Regions from separate parts of the Homo sapiens genome. Here region 2 is linked to region 1. A link is a loop called in an ENCODE intact Hi-C map of the cell type or tissue named here. Cell type or tissue: Caco-2. All regions are shown on one strand. Each heading gives the region's core, and the rest is flanking DNA. Links, peaks and the distances in the headings are about the cores only.

What was found. Hi-C counts contacts between places; a loop is a spot of excess contacts. Peaks named below come from ENCODE experiments on the same cell type or tissue, not always from the same donor. Only the 100,000 strongest peaks of a DNase experiment are listed, where the experiment ranks them.
Region 2: it touches region 1 in a loop (12-fold over the local background); 5 of 110 quality-filtered maps call a loop at or near these places.

What each region holds. Positions count from the first base shown.
Region 1 is chr12:42,918,974-42,927,156 of GRCh38, forward strand. No RefSeq gene overlaps it. Among named protein-coding and RNA genes, the nearest start is that of LINC02450, 230 kb to the left of the region's middle. In Caco-2, for the core only: no CTCF peak of the experiment used is centred there; a DNase peak (open chromatin) is centred at 3,348.
Region 2 is chr12:42,589,381-42,597,563 of GRCh38, forward strand. PRICKLE1 (prickle planar cell polarity protein 1) reads right to left here and starts at 366. Exons shown (of 8, transcript NM_153026.3): 1 at 85-366. RefSeq lists a silencer at 370-619 and an enhancer at 1,089-1,646. In Caco-2, for the core only: no CTCF peak of the experiment used is centred there; a DNase peak (open chromatin) is centred at 4,591.

The sequences.
Region 1 (8,183 bases), core at 2,230-4,729:
TTCCTTCTAATTATATAATTGCTATTATATAAACCAATTTCCTTTCTGCTGGTTAAAGAAGAGACTATTTTATAGCAGTTCAACTATGTCACTTGTGTGTTAATAAAGCACTATTTGTATCATTCAGGATTTACCCATCATTTTATACTCACAAAATTTTAAGCAACATGACCACCATTACCTCTCTATGGATGGTAAGAATTTGACCCTTGAAGGAAACCACACAAATTTGCCTTATTCTTAGAGTAAATTTTTATTAAAAACCTATTTTCATATTCAAATCAATTGATGAATATTCTTTTTAGTTAGAAAAGATGCTTGTATGTAAGTATTTTTTCTTAGGGAGTATGCATGTCTGGCTTTATTCCCTGAATTGATTTAGAAGGCTTTGCCTGTTTTGGAAGGTCTACTGCCTTGAATCTGGGTAAATCTGAGATGTTCTCAGACCATCTGTAATCACATTGGTGGAACAGGTTATGTTTTTTAAAAGTAGCACTCCGGTGATTCTTGCTCACAGCGCTTCATAGCTAAGACTACAGATTTTCTTCTCTTGACTTCTCGGACATGCTAGGAAAGCCAACTTGCTTTAGTGGGTTCAGAAACCCTGATTCTGTGACATTGGGGAAAATATTGACTATATTTGAGGCTCAATTCTTATTCTGTAAAGTAAGATGTTGAGTGAGATGTTCTTTGAGTTCCCTTTAAATTATATAAACATTGTAAAGAGCTGATTAAGCTGACTTTTAATGCTTATTTATGAGGGTTCTTTGAAACAGATGACAGAGGAAAAAGCAGCAAAACTGGAGGAAGAAAAACCAAAAAATGGAGAATGTGTGGGCAGACCTGAGGGCTGGCTCATCATGGCAGGCAGCCTGGCTCTTGTTCCTCCCTCTGCTTCCGATAACTTTCCCCATGATATACTCTGAATGATCTCACACCAAGAGGAAAATCTGGGTGTGGGCTGAAAAGCAAGGGGGTGAATTTTACTGGTTGAGAATGCCAAGCTTAGTCTGAAATTCATTAGTTACTTGAGTGATAGTTAAAATGAGGGAACAGTAGGTCAGAGGGGCAGTAGAGAAGACAGGCAGAGGTGTCTAGTCATCCAGAGTTCACCTTTAAGGTCAGCTTATGCAAAAGTTTACCAAAATCAACAACCAACCAAGGTTTAGTTATATCATTTATATGGTTAACATATAATCACACCCCTAGAACATATGCCTCTCCCTAAAAAAGGTGCTCAGAGAATTTTATCTCTTTTAAATTTGTATCCTAACCACTTTTTCACTGTGTATGTGTATGTTTCTTATAAAATCACCTGGAGACCAATAGAGTCCCAAATAACTCTACCTGCTAGCTTAGGCACCTCTCCTTCATGGCTCTATGTCTCCTTTAGCTCTGTGTTTGCCACAGTACATTGCAGTGGTTTGCCTTTATTTCACTGCCCTTCAACAAGAGAAGTCCCTCAAGGGCATAAATTAAACCATATTTATTATGCTTTCCCAGAACTAAAACTGCTCCCAGCTCAGCATGGGCCAGACATGGAGCTAGGGGCAGGAGATGGGAAACGCAGGTCCAACCTTAGGTGCTTATAGTTCGGTGGGGGAATCAGGGGTAAAAATGTATACAATGTTAAATACTGTAGTAAATGTGGTCCAGGGTTCAGTAAGGAGTCAAAAAAGATTTGATTGTAAGGATGGAAGAATGAGAGAGAGTGATTGTAGAGGAGCTTGCTTAATAATCACTAAGCACTAGACTTTTTCCATCATCACAAGATATGACATCACCAGGATGAGAAATGCCAAATTAGAGGGTCAATTTTCTTACTTTCAAGGTAGTGATGAGGCTTTGTAGTTCCTGCACAGGTGCAACATAAAAAGTATTTAAGAAGTTGAATAGGCACTAGCCCACTCGACCCTGCCTCCAACTGTGTGCCTTATACTCCAAACTGGGTCCACCTGTAGCCTCTGTCCACACAGTCTGTTCTCTCTAACTGGAAATGCTTCTCTCCAGTTCTCTAAGGATTTCCCACACATCTGTGATAGATTAAAGATGGCTGCAAATCTTTGCTACTCCTTTCATTGAGAGATGGGATCTATATTCCTTCACATCGAATCTGGCTAGGCTCTGTGAATGCTTAACCACTAGAACAGGACAAGCCCAGGCCTCAGAGACTTGCAGCTTCCACTTCCTACTACTTGGAAAGCAGGTGCTGGAGGAAGCCAGCTGCTGTGAATTGATCTGACTACCCTGAGACTGCCATGCTGGTGTGAAGCCCAAGCCATGTGGAGAAGCCCTGGAGAATGAGATGCTGTGTGAAGAGAAGGAGAGTCTGAGGAACACCGAGATACTAGACAGGCAAGTGAGGGACCTTCTGGGAAGTGGATCCTTCAGCCTCAACTGCCTCCATGGACACTGTGTGGATCAGAGATGAACAACCCATCTGAGCCCTTCCTGAATTCCTCACCAACACATCAGGAGCAAAATAAGATGAGTGTTTTAAGGCTGTAAGTTTTGTTTGTCGCACAGAAATAAATATCTGGAACAATATCCTTCAAGACCTTGTTCACATATTACTGCTTGGGGGAACCAAGCAGTAATTGTTCTGTTTTGGGGGGCAGAGTGATTTTTTGTCTTATTTTCTCCAAAGTCCCTATGTCCAAAGCAGCAGCAGTGGCTTCCTTTTGTTAAATATCTCCTACATCTCAGGCACAGCACTTGCTTTTATGCATATATTTCCTTACTGATTTCTCAAAACAAATCTATCAAGATGTCCTCATTATATTGATCAGGAAGTTGGGACTCATAATTATTGAAGGTTACGCAATGGTAAGCTGTGGAGCTGGGATCTGGACCCAGTTCTGCGTGGCTCTTTCCATAGCAGTGCACTGTGTTTATTCCACCACTGTCATTCTAGATAACTATCTGCTTACAGATCTTTCTCCCACACCACACTGTGCAAGGGAGAGTTTCTATTCACTGCAGTGCTTCCCAGCATCTGGCATAGTGTCTCATGCTCAATAAATGTTCATTGAATGAGTAAACGGCCTGCAGGACAATTTTCAGAGAGTCAAATACAAGGCCCTATTCATGTAGAAACAGAATTGCTTTCTAGTGAAAAGGTAATAAGTCTCAGCAGTCCTCTGAAATCCAGATGGCAATGCCTACCTCCTCCATCCTGAGAATGTCAGCAATGGTAACATTGCTGAGTGTTTGGCCAAGGGACTGGCCTATCTTTACTTGAATCTTGAACACACAATACCTCAGCAAGTTCACAGGGAGCCAATATTGTTATCTGCTGTTGGTGTGAGACAACATCTCTTTAATAAATGAGCCAATTCCTAAACAATAGTGAACTCAGTCACCTCTGTGGCGAGTGTATCCTTCTATCTTTTACTGCTAAAGCTATGGGAATCAAGAATGCAGGGCAGGTCCTTACTTGAAAGGAGGGAGACAGATAAGCCGCATTAGATAATGCGGCACAGCCTAGATGTAGATAAGATGTTACGGAGGCTGGACTTTCCAATTTGCTGGTGCTCTCATCCTCATTTATTACGGACGAGAATTTTCCCTGGATCCTCTCAATCTTGCTATTGTTGACATTGTATTCTGACACTTTATTGGGAGGACTCCATAAGCATTTGCTTACCAGGATTCGGTATAGAATATGTAGGAGAAAACAGCACAGCCTGACTCCTTTTGTAAAAGCAGAACTGATGTGAGGAATTTCCAAGTAGAGCCAGTTAAATAAAATGCCAGTTTATAGCTTCAATCCTGCCAGATGATCTGAGATAACTTACAAAATGTGCCCTCTTCACAAGAATGTTTACATGGAGAAATAGCTGCAATAAATAATGAGCAACTGTCTGAAAGAGAGATTAGACTTCAGGGTGTTACTTTCTGTGTCACGCGGGTACCCCTCAGTGTGAAGTTAGGGACCTGTAAATCATTTAGGGGAGGGTAGAGATTTAGTTAATATTGTCCTATATTGAAAGAGAAAAATAAATTCCCATGATAGGATTTTTACATTTGTTAACGTATTTAATGAAAAAGAAGGATTTTGTGATGGACTGTGTTTTTAAATTCGCTTTCTGTTCCATTCTCTGAATACACCGAGGTTTAATTAAAAAAAAGTATAGTCTTGTAGGGGCAAAGTGGCTATAATCTTGTGGGTTTTCTGATGTGCAGACACTCTTTTGCTGGCCATCTGAAGGCCTGTACTCTTGTCAATAACATGTCAGCTTTGTACGCCGTCTGAGGAATGTGTTTGAAACTCAAGGGGAAAATATGGATCATCCACTGTTTGTATTATATTTCTTTCTTGCATGTCTGTCATTTTCATTGGAACATTCAGTAAAATTAGGTCAGTTATGGTTTTAGTTAGCAATGCAGCTCTTGTGTTGTACACAAATCATATGATGTTTCTAATTATCTCTGCTTTTTAACATTGATCTGAAACCAAATCCTTAACTATGCATGGCTTAGAGGTGTTTCTCTTTTCCCTTCTCCTTTTTGTTTTGACTTCTTTCTGGAACTAAAATGAAACTTAATCTTGAAACAGCAAGATATAATAGTTTTGGCTTTATAGGCAGCTTAAAAGTCCAGGGTTAAGAGGAAAAGAAATGAATAATTATTAGTTATACAGTTGTAAGTGGAAATTTTTGAAGTAATTAATTGGGTGATCCACTACTCTTTTTCTAAAAGTTAATGCTGTGCTTATCTTTGAACTTTAGAGCTACTCAGATGGAGCTTTGGAAATCTCAGTGGTCTGTCTCAGGCCAAGAACTCTAGATTATCTGCCTCTTGAGCTGTGTTCAGTTTCCAAGAGGAGGGAAGCAATTGGAAAGGATTTCCTAAGGTCTCAAAATTTGAGCCTCTATGTGGTTGGCAGAGGGATGAAAGCCTGGGACATGCAACATTATGTATAAGGAGAAAATTGGGCATTAAAAAAAAACTAAGTAGCAAAGGGAATGGAATCCCAAAGGGACATTTTAAAAAGCATTTCTCTATTGGCCTTTAAAAACAGGATGGATCCCCCTCAGTCTAGTTTATCAGTTGCTACATCAAACAAACTGTACAGAGTGACTCAAGGCAGGGACTGAAGACTTCCAAATGCTTTCAAATCTGCCACTCTGTGAAAAGACAGGAAAACCTTCAGTGTCACTTTGGTGGCCCTTTGGGACTGGTTGTTGGTAGTGTTCTCATTAAGGGTATTGTGCATGGAAGATTCTTGGAAGCAGAGAGAAGCTGCACCAGAGGAAAAGAAACAATTTCATTTATGATCCATCTGCTTTTCCCCTTCTTCTTCCCTAACATTTATTGAATACTTAGTAGGTGCTGAGTGCTATGACAAACTGTAGGAATTAGCTAAGAAAAAAGAGTAGGAGATGGTTCTTGCCCTCTAGGAGCCCACACTCTGGTGAAGGGAGGTATATGTGTGAACAAATTACGATGATGAGGTCTGACACAGATACTGTGCTTGGCTGAATTGTGTTCCACAAAAAGATATGTCCAAGCCCTAACCCCAAGTACCCATAAATATAAAGCTATTTAGAAATAGGATATTTGCAGATGTAATGAAGGGTCTCACGATGAGATCATCCTGGATTTAGGATGGGCCCTCAATCTTTTACTGTGTCCTTATATAAGAAAGGAGAGGAAAATTTGAGACACAGAGACACACAGAGGTTATGTGATGATCAGGGAAAGAGACTGGAATTATGCAACCCCAAAAGGTGGCCAGAGGTCACAAGCTGGAAATTGGCAAGGAAGATTCTCCCTCAGAGCCTCCAGGAGGAACCAACCCCACCACCCCCTTGATTTTAAATTTCTGGCCTCCAGAACTGTGAGAGCATTAATCTCTTGTTTTAATTTGCTACAGGAGCCTCAGGAAATTCTTATAGGTATACATAAAATACTGTACCAGAAGGAGAAAGGAGCAACTGTGTCTAAGTTTCAGGGAAGGTGTCCCAGAGAAGGTGCTATTTAGGGTCTTGACAGAACAGCTTGCCAGTTGCACAAAGGTGTGAAGGACAATACAGGTGGAAGAGACATAATGGCAAATTCAAAGTTAATAAGCAGATGTCTTCAGCAAATGCTGTGTAATTCAGTGTCACGGGAGTACAGGATGTGATATGGAGAATAAGAGAAAATTAAAAATTGCAGCAGGCTGTGTGCGATGGCTCATGCCTGTAATCCCAGCATTTTGGGAGGCCAAGGCAGGAGTATCGTTTGAGTCCAGGAGTTCAAGACCAGCCTGGGCAACATGACGAAGCCCCATCTCTACAAACAAACAAACAAACAAACAAACAAAAACCATAAAAATTAGCTGGTGTGACCAGGTGTGGTGGCTCATGCCTGTAATCCCAGCACTTTGGGAGGCTGAGGCAGGCAGATCATTTGAGGTCAGGAGTTTGAGACCAGCCTGGCTAACATGGTGAAACCCCATCTCTACTAAAAATATAAATATTAGCCAGGCGTGGTGGCAGGCGCTTGTAATCTCAGCTATTCAGGAGGCTGAGGCAGGAGAATTGCTTGAACCCGGGTGACAGAGGCTACAGTGAGCTGAGATTGTGTCACTGCACTCCAGCCTGGGTGACAGAGTGAGACTTTGTCTCAAAAAGAAAAAAATTAGCCAGCATGGAAGCGCATGCCTGTTGTCCCAGCTACTTGGGGAGGCTGAGGTGGGAGGATTACTTGAGCCCTGGAGGCAGAGGTTGCAGTGAGCTGAGATTGTGTCACTGCGCTCTAGCCTGTGCTATAAAGCAAGGCTTTGTCTCCAAAAAAAAAAAAAAAAAAAAATTCAGTAAAATCGTGAAGGCTCTGTATTGTATACTGAGGAGAATTGGACTTTTATCTAGGCTATTTGTCCTTAACTTCTATGCCACAGTGCAGTGTGCCCAGGAGATATGTTGCAAGTAATTTATTATGAATACTAAAATGCTGAAATTTTCTAAAATGATTAGTTTTGCTCTCAACTAGAGAACACTTGAAGTTATTTTGATACATAAGTCTTCCTTCACTTTTATTTTGATGTGTTTCTTCAGTGGAAAAGAAAAAGGAGGGGTTATGGCAAACATTCAGTGAATTATATAGAAAGTGACCCATTAGTGCATATGAACATCTGTTCTAAGTGTGGTAGAAAACTGGTTGAGAATCACTGCTTCAGGCAATAAGGACCAGAGGAAACTTTGAAGTCAAACGGTGGGAAGAAGATGATTTTGACTTTTCAGGATGATAACTTTGAAGGTAATGTTGAGAATGGACAAAAATTGAGATATGTTTATCCCAGGGAGCTGGTTACAGTACCTGTGACCTGAATCAGTGGCAGTTGTGATCTTAGATAGTGGCTTTGTGGATGGACAAGTAAGGAGGGCTCAAGAAATCTTTCTGAGATAGAAATGACTAGTCCATGTGATGAGGATCATTTCTTCAAAGCTTGGAAGAGTGGATAGATGATGATGTCATTGACTGATTAGGGAATAGGGAGAAAGAATAAGTTTGTGGGAGAAGACCATGAGTTCAAGTTTGGGCATATTTGGTTTGAATTGACTGTAGCATATCCAAGAAGAGGTGCCTGGTTTATTGTAGAAGATAGAGTACTGGGAATTATCACCCATTATGGGGTTTGATTTCATGGTGGGAAACCACTCAGTTGAGGAAAGCTGTTTATGGTACAACCCTTAGAAGAGGGCCATGATCGAAGCTTTGCAGAAACATGTCATTACAGGAGACAAAAGACAATGTGTCAGTGAAGTGTCCTGAGAAAGAATGACTGTTTATATACATAAGGATAGGAGAGAAACAAAAAAAATAAGACTCTCTTGAAAACCAAGGGAGAGCAGGTATATTTGCCTTCTAGGGCTGCCATAACAAATTACTGCAAACTGGTGGCTTAAAACAACAGAAATGCATTCTTTTACAGTTCTGGATGCTAGAAATCCTAAATCACAGTGCCAGCAAAGCCACATTCTCTCCAAAGGCTCTAGGGGAGAATTTTCCCCTGCCTCTTCAGCTTTTGGTGGCTTCTGGTGTTCCTTGGCTTGTGGCTGAGCAACTTCAACCTCTGCCTCCATCTCTACATGAGCTGCTTCTCTTTGTCTTTGTGTCTCAAATCTCCCTCTTGTTTTCCTTATAAGGAAATCAGTCATTGGACTTAGAGCCCATCCTGAATGCAGGATGATTTC
Region 2 (8,183 bases), core at 3,219-5,718, 330 kb before region 1:
GGCCCTACCCCTGCGGCGCTCGCCCCCCACCACCGCGCCGCAGCCCCCTCTGCGGAATCCGCCGGGATCCAGGCTGCCACTCACCTCGCGCGAGGGAGACGCAACTCGGCTGCACTGTCCTCGGCGCCGCTGCGGGGCTGCTGGGCTGCGGGGCTGCGGGGCTGAGGAGCTGCGGTCCGCGGCGTCAGGGGTGGGCGAGGGTGAGCAGCGCACGAACCATCCAGAGCCCAGAAAGTCTCCGTGCCGACCGCGGCGCGTCTCGGGGAAGTCAGCGCAGGCTGCGCGAGGCTGGCATGTTCCGGGCGCGCTGTCGGGCGGCGGCGGCCGCGGGAGACGGCGCTGGCAGCTGGGCTGCAGGCGGAGTGCGCTCGGGCTCCGGAGCCGCGCGCTGCGGCGCCGCCGCGCACCCCGCCCTCGGCCGCGGGGCCCGGCGCGAGCGAAAACGCGGAGCGCGGACGCCGCCGCGGGATCGAGGCCGCTGGGCGCGCGCCCACGCGTACCCCGGCTCGGCCCTGAAAGCGAGGTCGGGCCCGGCTCGGGCCGCGCCCGGGGGCAGGGCTGCGAGCAGGCCTGGGACCGGCTCCACGCGCAGCCAGTGGGGCAGAGCAGCAGGCGGATTATGCGCAGGGAGAAAAAAGTTCACCAACCGCGGTCCAGAGTCGCAAGTGCGGCTCGCTCGGAGCCTCTGCCCCGCCCCCGATTATAAGCCTTTTTTTTTTTTTTTTTTTAACCAACAATCCCGATGGACTGAAACACAGGAAGAGTGAAGGGACGGGGTGGGGGGTGGGGGAGAGACAAACCCAATTTCCTCTGATCAAACGATTTGGGTAGGGGTGCCTATTTGAGTTCCTTCTCCTTCGGGGGGTGTGTGAAGGGGGCAGTTAATTAAACACTTAGATTCCTTCCGGCGCGCCTTGCCGAGCTGGGGACCCGTTTGGACTCGATCCTGTCTCGTGTAATCCCACAGGCTGGTCTGAGTCTCTGCCCCGGAACCGGAGGAGTGATCTTTCAGAGCAAGAAGCCAAAGTTCAGCCTCTAGTCCGTTCCCTTCCCCGCCTCGACGGCCCTGGTCGTCTCCATGAAAACTCAGTGTGGGGGATCGTGCCCGCGAAAACCTCAGCCCACCGCAATGTCCAGAGCCTGACCCAAGTGAACGTGGCGCACTTAAAAGCGGGTTCAAAGCATTGATCCGAACACGGTGACAATTTTTCACTGGCCAAACTACTCTCCACATTTTCAGTCTGCTCAATTCCCAGAGCTGGGCTCTCAGGCGCACTCACCCACGTTGAACTGGGGCTCAGCCTGTTTGAAAGTTCTGCCCTGACATTTGTGTCACACTAAACCTTAGAACCCCCCACCCTCTCCAGTTCCGGATCGGTGGAGTCTCACCGTGTGGGTACTATTTCCCTGGACTGCAGAGGGCAGACACAGGCGGCAGCTGTTAACCCGAACTTGACAGGTGCCTCTGCAAAGCCAGGGCTTCCTTGACCTCTCCATCCTCTCCACAACGCTCTAGGATACTGTATCATCTTCCAGGAAGATGAGGATGTGTGTGGGGGGAGTGTGGAGGGAGGTGTTGACTGATGCAATTTTTATCCTTTTAAGAAAAATCAAAACTGCCAGTCTCAGAATTTCTCAGAACATCAAGTCTTTTCGATTTTCGTTGGGAATAAAGCAAAGGAATACTCAGCAAAAATGGAGCCGATGAAAAGAGAATGCAAGGAAATAAAGGCAAATGGAGGAGGAAACTGTCTAAATCCAGGAAAATGTATGGCTTCAGCACTGTGCTCTATAATTCTGACTCAGATCTCCCCACGCTGTAGATACTTTCTCCTGTCTAGATGCCCAGGCAGAGTTCCTGAGCTCAGATCACTCAGGAAACAAGGCTGTTGCTTTTGAAATAATTCCACTTGCTAGCGTTGTTTTTTTTTTTTTTTTTTTTTTTTTTTTTTTTTGAGACGGAGTTTCGCTCTTGTCACACAGGCTGGAGTGCAGTGGCGCGATCTCCGCTCACTGCAACCTCCGCCCCGCCCCCGTGTTGAAGCGATTCTCCTTCCTCAACCTCCCGAGTAGCTGGGATTACAGGCACCTGCCACCGCGCCCAGGTAATTTTTGTATTTTTAGTAGAGACAGTTTCCCCATGTTGGCCAGGCTGGTCTCGAACTCCTGACCTCAGGTGACGAGAATCTGGGAAAGAACAAACCAGGTTTTCTTGCCCCTCAGCATTTTATTGGAATTGGCCTTTGAAGTTGTGTCTGTTTATCTTGCTGGGGTTACAAATGCTTCTATTAAGCTATCAACTTTTAGGTTCTATCTAACCTCCAGAACTGCCAAAGAAAATTTCACTACCTCCATAGGTGAAATAAATCTTATTGCTGTACAGTGACTTCACAAAGGTTTTGTTTGTTGAGCATCTATTATGTGGAGCAGACACCCTGAGCACTGTGGATGATACATGGTCATTCCCTCTGGAGGATTACTGCCTCTTTGGACTGTGTGCTGGGCAGCATCTTTTGGATCCATTGCAAAGGTGAATACTTGGCCTTCAACCAGGACTCATAAAATTACTCCGGCCAGTGCATGTGATGGTCTGAGGTCACAACAGTCTGATTTCAAATTTCAGCCCCACCGCTTACCAAATGTAGCCTGGGGTAATGTAGTTAACCTCTCTCAGGCTTAGTTTCTCATTGGTAAGTGAGGGTAATAATATTCAGCTCAGGGAACTGTTGGGAAGATTGAATGCTGCAGAAATCACTGGAACGTTTGTATTTCATTTTATAAGGCATCTTCTCACAAGCACCCTTCTCTATAGCAGCCTCCATGCAAAATCCCACAAGTAGAAAAGAACTGTTTTTTATTTAATCTGAAAAAGCATTCTTCATTGTGAACTCTTGAATTGCTCCTGGGTCTCTTTTTCTTTTTTCTGAGTCTGTTTTATTAATGGTGTTATTTTCTTTGTCTTTACAAAGCAACATGATGTCATACCTTTTGTAAGAAATCAATTCACTTAGAGAATGTCTACTTTTCTTTTTTGAGACACCCTTGATCTGTCACCCAGTCTGGAGTGCAGTGGTGATCACAGCTCACTTCAGCCTCAAACTCCTGGGCTCAAGTGATCCTCCCGCCACAGCCTCCCGAGTAGCTGAGACTACAGGCATGCACTACCGTACGTGGCTAAGTAACTTCTTTTTATTTTATTTATTTATTTGAGATGGAGTCTTGCTCTTCGCCCAGGCTGGCGTGAAATGGCACGATCTTGGCTCACTGCAAACTCTGACCCCAGGGTTCATGCAATTCTCCTGCCTCAGCTGCCCGAGTAGCTGGGACTACAGGTGCATGCCATCACACCCAGCTAATTTTTGTATTTTTAGTACAGACGGGGTTTCGCCATGTTGGCCAGGCTGGTCTTGAACTCCTGACCTCAAGTGATCCACCTGCCTTGGCCTCCCAAAGTGCTAGGATTACAGGCATGAGCCACTGAGCCTGGCTGCAACTTCTTTTTAAAAATAACATTTTTGTGTGTTGAATTGTGTCCTCCAAAACTTCATGTTGAAGTCCTTAACTGCAGTACCTCAGAATGCAACCTTATTTGGAGATAAGGTCTTTGCAGAGTTAATCAAGTTAACATGAGGTCACTAAGTTCAGTCCTAATCCAATATGATTTTTATCCTTATAAAAAGGGGAAACTTGGGCAGGCATAGTGACTCATGCCTATACTCCCAGCACTTTGGGAGGCTGAGGTGGGAGAGTCACTTAAGCCCAGGAGTTTGAGATGAGCCTGGGCAACAGGCAACACAGGGAGATCTTGTCTCTCCAAAAAAAAAAAAAAGGAAAAAAAAGAAAGAAATCGCCAGGTGTGGTGGCATGGGCATGCACCTATGTTCCCAGCTACTGGAAGGCTGAGGCAGGACAATCACTTGAGCCCAGGACATCGAGGCTGTGGTGAGCCATTATGGTGTCCCTGCACTCTAGCCTGGGCAATACAGCGAGACCGTGTCTCAAAAAGAGGTGGGGAGCAGAATTTGGAGACAGACATGCACACAGGGAGAATACCACATAGAGGTGAAGGCGGAGATCAGGGTGATGCTTCTGCAAGCCAAGGAACATCATTGATTGCCAGCAAATTACCAGAAGCCAGGAGAGAGGCACGGAACAGATTCTTCCTCACAGCTCTCAGAAGGAACCAACCCTGCCCACACCTTGATCTCAGACTTTCCACCTGCACAACTGTAAGACAATAAATTTCAGTTGTTTCAGCCACCCAGTTTGTGGTACTTTATTATGGTAGCCCCAGCAAACTAGTACAATACCCAACCATGTCATGCTCTGAATGTGTCGTGGCTCACTAAAGAGGATTTTCATATTTAGATGAAGAATTCGTGACAGTGTGGGCCACAAGCTTGAGAATTAAGCAACAATCAGACAGTGTTGGCAGTCTTTGTTTGATTCCCAGGTCTGTTTGATTCCTAGGATTTGCTTGGCGTCTGCTCCCTGTGTCTCTTGTTCATCCACATCTGGGACTCCTTTCTTTGACTTGCAGACCCAGCCCCAACCAGTGTTTGCAGGGTGAATCAGTGTTGACCCTATAATGATCTGCAAGGGCCTGGCTGTCAGGCGTGCTCCCGGGCTGCAAATCCTACTTATGCTCTTCAGGGCTTTCAGGATAGAGTGCACACTCCTTGGATTAGTTCTAAAGGTCTTTTATATTTGCACTATGCCTATCTCTCTGGCTTATTTTTTTTTTACTACTCTCCACCCTTGTTTGCTCTAACCATATTAAGCTATTTACAGTTCTTCAAAAGCATCAGGCTGTTTTATGACTCTGTGCTTTGAAAATACCTAGAATGTTACCCACTGAAAATTGCCCTCTTTATTAGCTAACTCCTGCTTATCCTTTACCATTCGACTCAAACATCACCTTCTTGGTAGTCCATTGATGTGCATTATTTATTGTTTTGTCTGCCAAGCTTGTTTCTCCTTCTTTGTAATGCCCCCAATTTCCCTTGAGGAACCATCATCTCCCACTGTCAGTGCACATGGATTAGTTGGAGACTCATCCCTGGTTTTGGTGTTAGGATCAGGTGACCCAGACCTGGAAAATTAGAGCACTGGATCCCCTGACCAAAAGATTAGTTCAGGGATGGGCATGTGACCCAGGTCAAGTATTGGGATTTGTGCATGAGCTTTTAGTGATGCCATAACAACAACTTCAACAAGTATTTATTGATCACTTATATACCAGCCACTGCCTTGCTGGGAATTCAACAGTAAACCAAATATCCAAAGTCTCTATCTATCCTTATGGATTTTTTATTCATAGACAGGAGATATTCTCTTGTTCTTCTGTCTTTTAAACATACATCTTGGAATGCAAAGGTCTAGATTCCAGAAACTATTTTGTCACCACAGGAAGCCTGAGCATTGAGCAAGCATGAAGGAGGATAGAAGGGAGAGATGGTGAGAGAACAGGATCTGATGGCATGATTTGAGCTCCTGGATCAAACTCTACCTGAAAATGAACTACCACTAAACTTTTCAGTTAATTTAATATTTTGTTGTCATTTAAGCCAGTTTGGGGTTTAAGTGACTTACAAATTAAGGAGTACCGTTTGGTACACCCTTCCACCATTTAGAGGCTACTTTTCTCTGTTGAACCTTATACTCCTCTATCATTTTGTTTATTCGATTAGTTATTCCTTTATTCCGGAAAAGATTTATGTCCACTTACTGTTATGTACCCATAACACATAGCAAGTTAGCATAACTTGAAAGTAGATATGAAAGATGAGAAAAATAAATGAGACAAGTTCATAAAATTCATCCCATAAAGAGTGAGACACGATTTAGTTTTCAGATTTCTAGCAGCCAATGTGACGATGGTTATATAATTCCTACACAATGGAAAAGGTATCTAAATTAAAACAATCCTGTTCTTAGGAGAAGTATGACTATTAGTAAATTGAAGAGCAGAAAGAATCACCCACACCCCAGGTCCACGTGAAGAAGGCTCTAGAGAAATGATGAATAACATCCTCACAGAGCACTCACAATGTGTTTCTTGGGGATGTTTCTCAGAGCACCCATGAATTCAATGAAATTTATTTTTTAGAAGAGCAATTTAATTACTTCATTTTGTCCGGTCATGGTGGCTCACGCCTGTGATTCCAGCACTTTGGGAGGCTGAGAAGGGTGGATCACCTGAGGTCAGGAGTTCGAGACCAGCCTGGCCAACATGGTGAAACCCCGCCTCTACTAAAAATACAAAAATTAGCCAGGCATGGTGGTGAGTGTCTGTAATCCCAGCTACTTGGGAGGCTGAGGAAAGAGAAATGCTTGAGCCTGTGATGTGGAGGTTGCAGTGAGCTGAGACTGCACCACTGCACTCCAGCCTGGGAGACAGAGAGAGATGCCATCTCAACAACAACAACAACAACAACAAAAATCACTTCATTTTGTAACAGGCACTTAACAGAATATATGACAATTACAATAAAGTGAGTAGTCCGAAGTATTCTGGTATTGCATAGTTGGAGGGAATGGAGGTAGAGTGAGGGAAGACTTCTTGGAAGAAGAGGCATCTAGAAGATGAACTAACTGAGGGTAAGATGTGTGCATGTAGGTGTGTGTGCTCACGTGTCTAAGCATTTTGGGCAGAGGGAACATCATGTGTAAAGGTGAGGAGGTAAATGCAAATAGGCTGAATCTAAGGACATGAAATATGTCCAGACTGGCTGCAGCATGGGGCACAAAAGGAGAGCAGTGAGGTGGAGGCTTGGAGGAACCTGCAGAGGAGGGCAGAGGCTGAGGCATGTAGGAGCTTAAAAGCAGGGACAAGTTTTGTGGGAGAAGATAAGGAGTTCTGTTTTGGATTATCAGAGAAAGTAATCTGCAAAACTGGCTAAAAGAAGAAGCCAGAGAGATAGGAAGGAGATAGTGAGAAAGTGTTGAATGAATACCAAAGACGAGGGCATTTCAGGAAGAGAGCAGTACCTACCCTCAGCTAAGTTTTAAGCTCCCCAGAGCAAACTGTGCTTCATGCAGCCCTAGAGTCCCACCACTAAGAGGTTTAAAGGAGGCCCTCGAAGGGTCTGATGGGTGGGCTTTGGGGATCCCAGGAGGATTCAGCAGTTTATAATAGTTCTGTAAAGCAGACCAAGCTGATCTGCACTTCCTTCAGGCAATCCTCCACAAATATGCTTTCACCAGGCTTTTGGGAGTATGGCCAGCAGCGATTTTGAGATTATAATCCTTGGGCAATACTCAACTATTCCGTGTTGTTCATTAAAAAATGAATTATATATTTTCACAGTCAACTGAGCTGAATTGATAATTTCATAAAAAGCTGAGTTTACTTAGTACATATGCAAGAATTGAAGGCCATTTCCCCTCTGCTCAAAGATGAGCGGAAGGAGGACATTGGGTCAGAGTTCATTCCTTTGTCACAGCAATCTTTATCATCTTTAATTTGCTGCCTTTTCCATTAGTTTGTTCCTTGAGGGCAGAATGCTGCCTAATTCAATGTTGCGACTCCAGTGCCTGGCACAGTAACTAGAACAGAGTAGGTGCTCAGTATCCACTGAAAGATAAATAGATACTGGGACCTTAATGGAGAGCTGGTGGGGAGAAGGGAGTGAGGTGGGGGCAGGTAGGGCTGGCCAGCCCATACCCTAAGGTGATCCAGCCAAGCCTAGTGTGGTTCACAGTGTGAAGGAGATCGGGGCCATATATTTGGGCAGTAGAGTCAGCACTAGGACGGGGAGGCGGTGAACTAGGTGAAGCAGCAATTAGGGGAGTCTAACCTCCCAGGAAGAGGAAATGTCAGGTTGTTATGGTTCAACCAATGGAGCTAAGGTTCAAGTGTGGACCACAGTGCCAGTGGCCAAATTAGGAAGCAATGTGGAATCCAATGGTGTTTACATGTGATGGAGGCACAGCTGTGGCTTGAAGGAGCTCCACAGCACATACCCAACTTCTGGAAACAAGATTAATTTCAGACCTCTACCAGAAAAATGGAAGGGCTGAGACTGGAAAATAGATTGGTGGTTGGTTTATTTTGGTTCTCTGACTCTGGCTTTCTTGTTTATACTTCAAACCCACAATATGAAATATGATTTCACATACCTGTGAGTTTGAGAAAGAGAGAGGAAAAGGAGAAATAAATGTCCTTTTTGCTCAAAGCTACT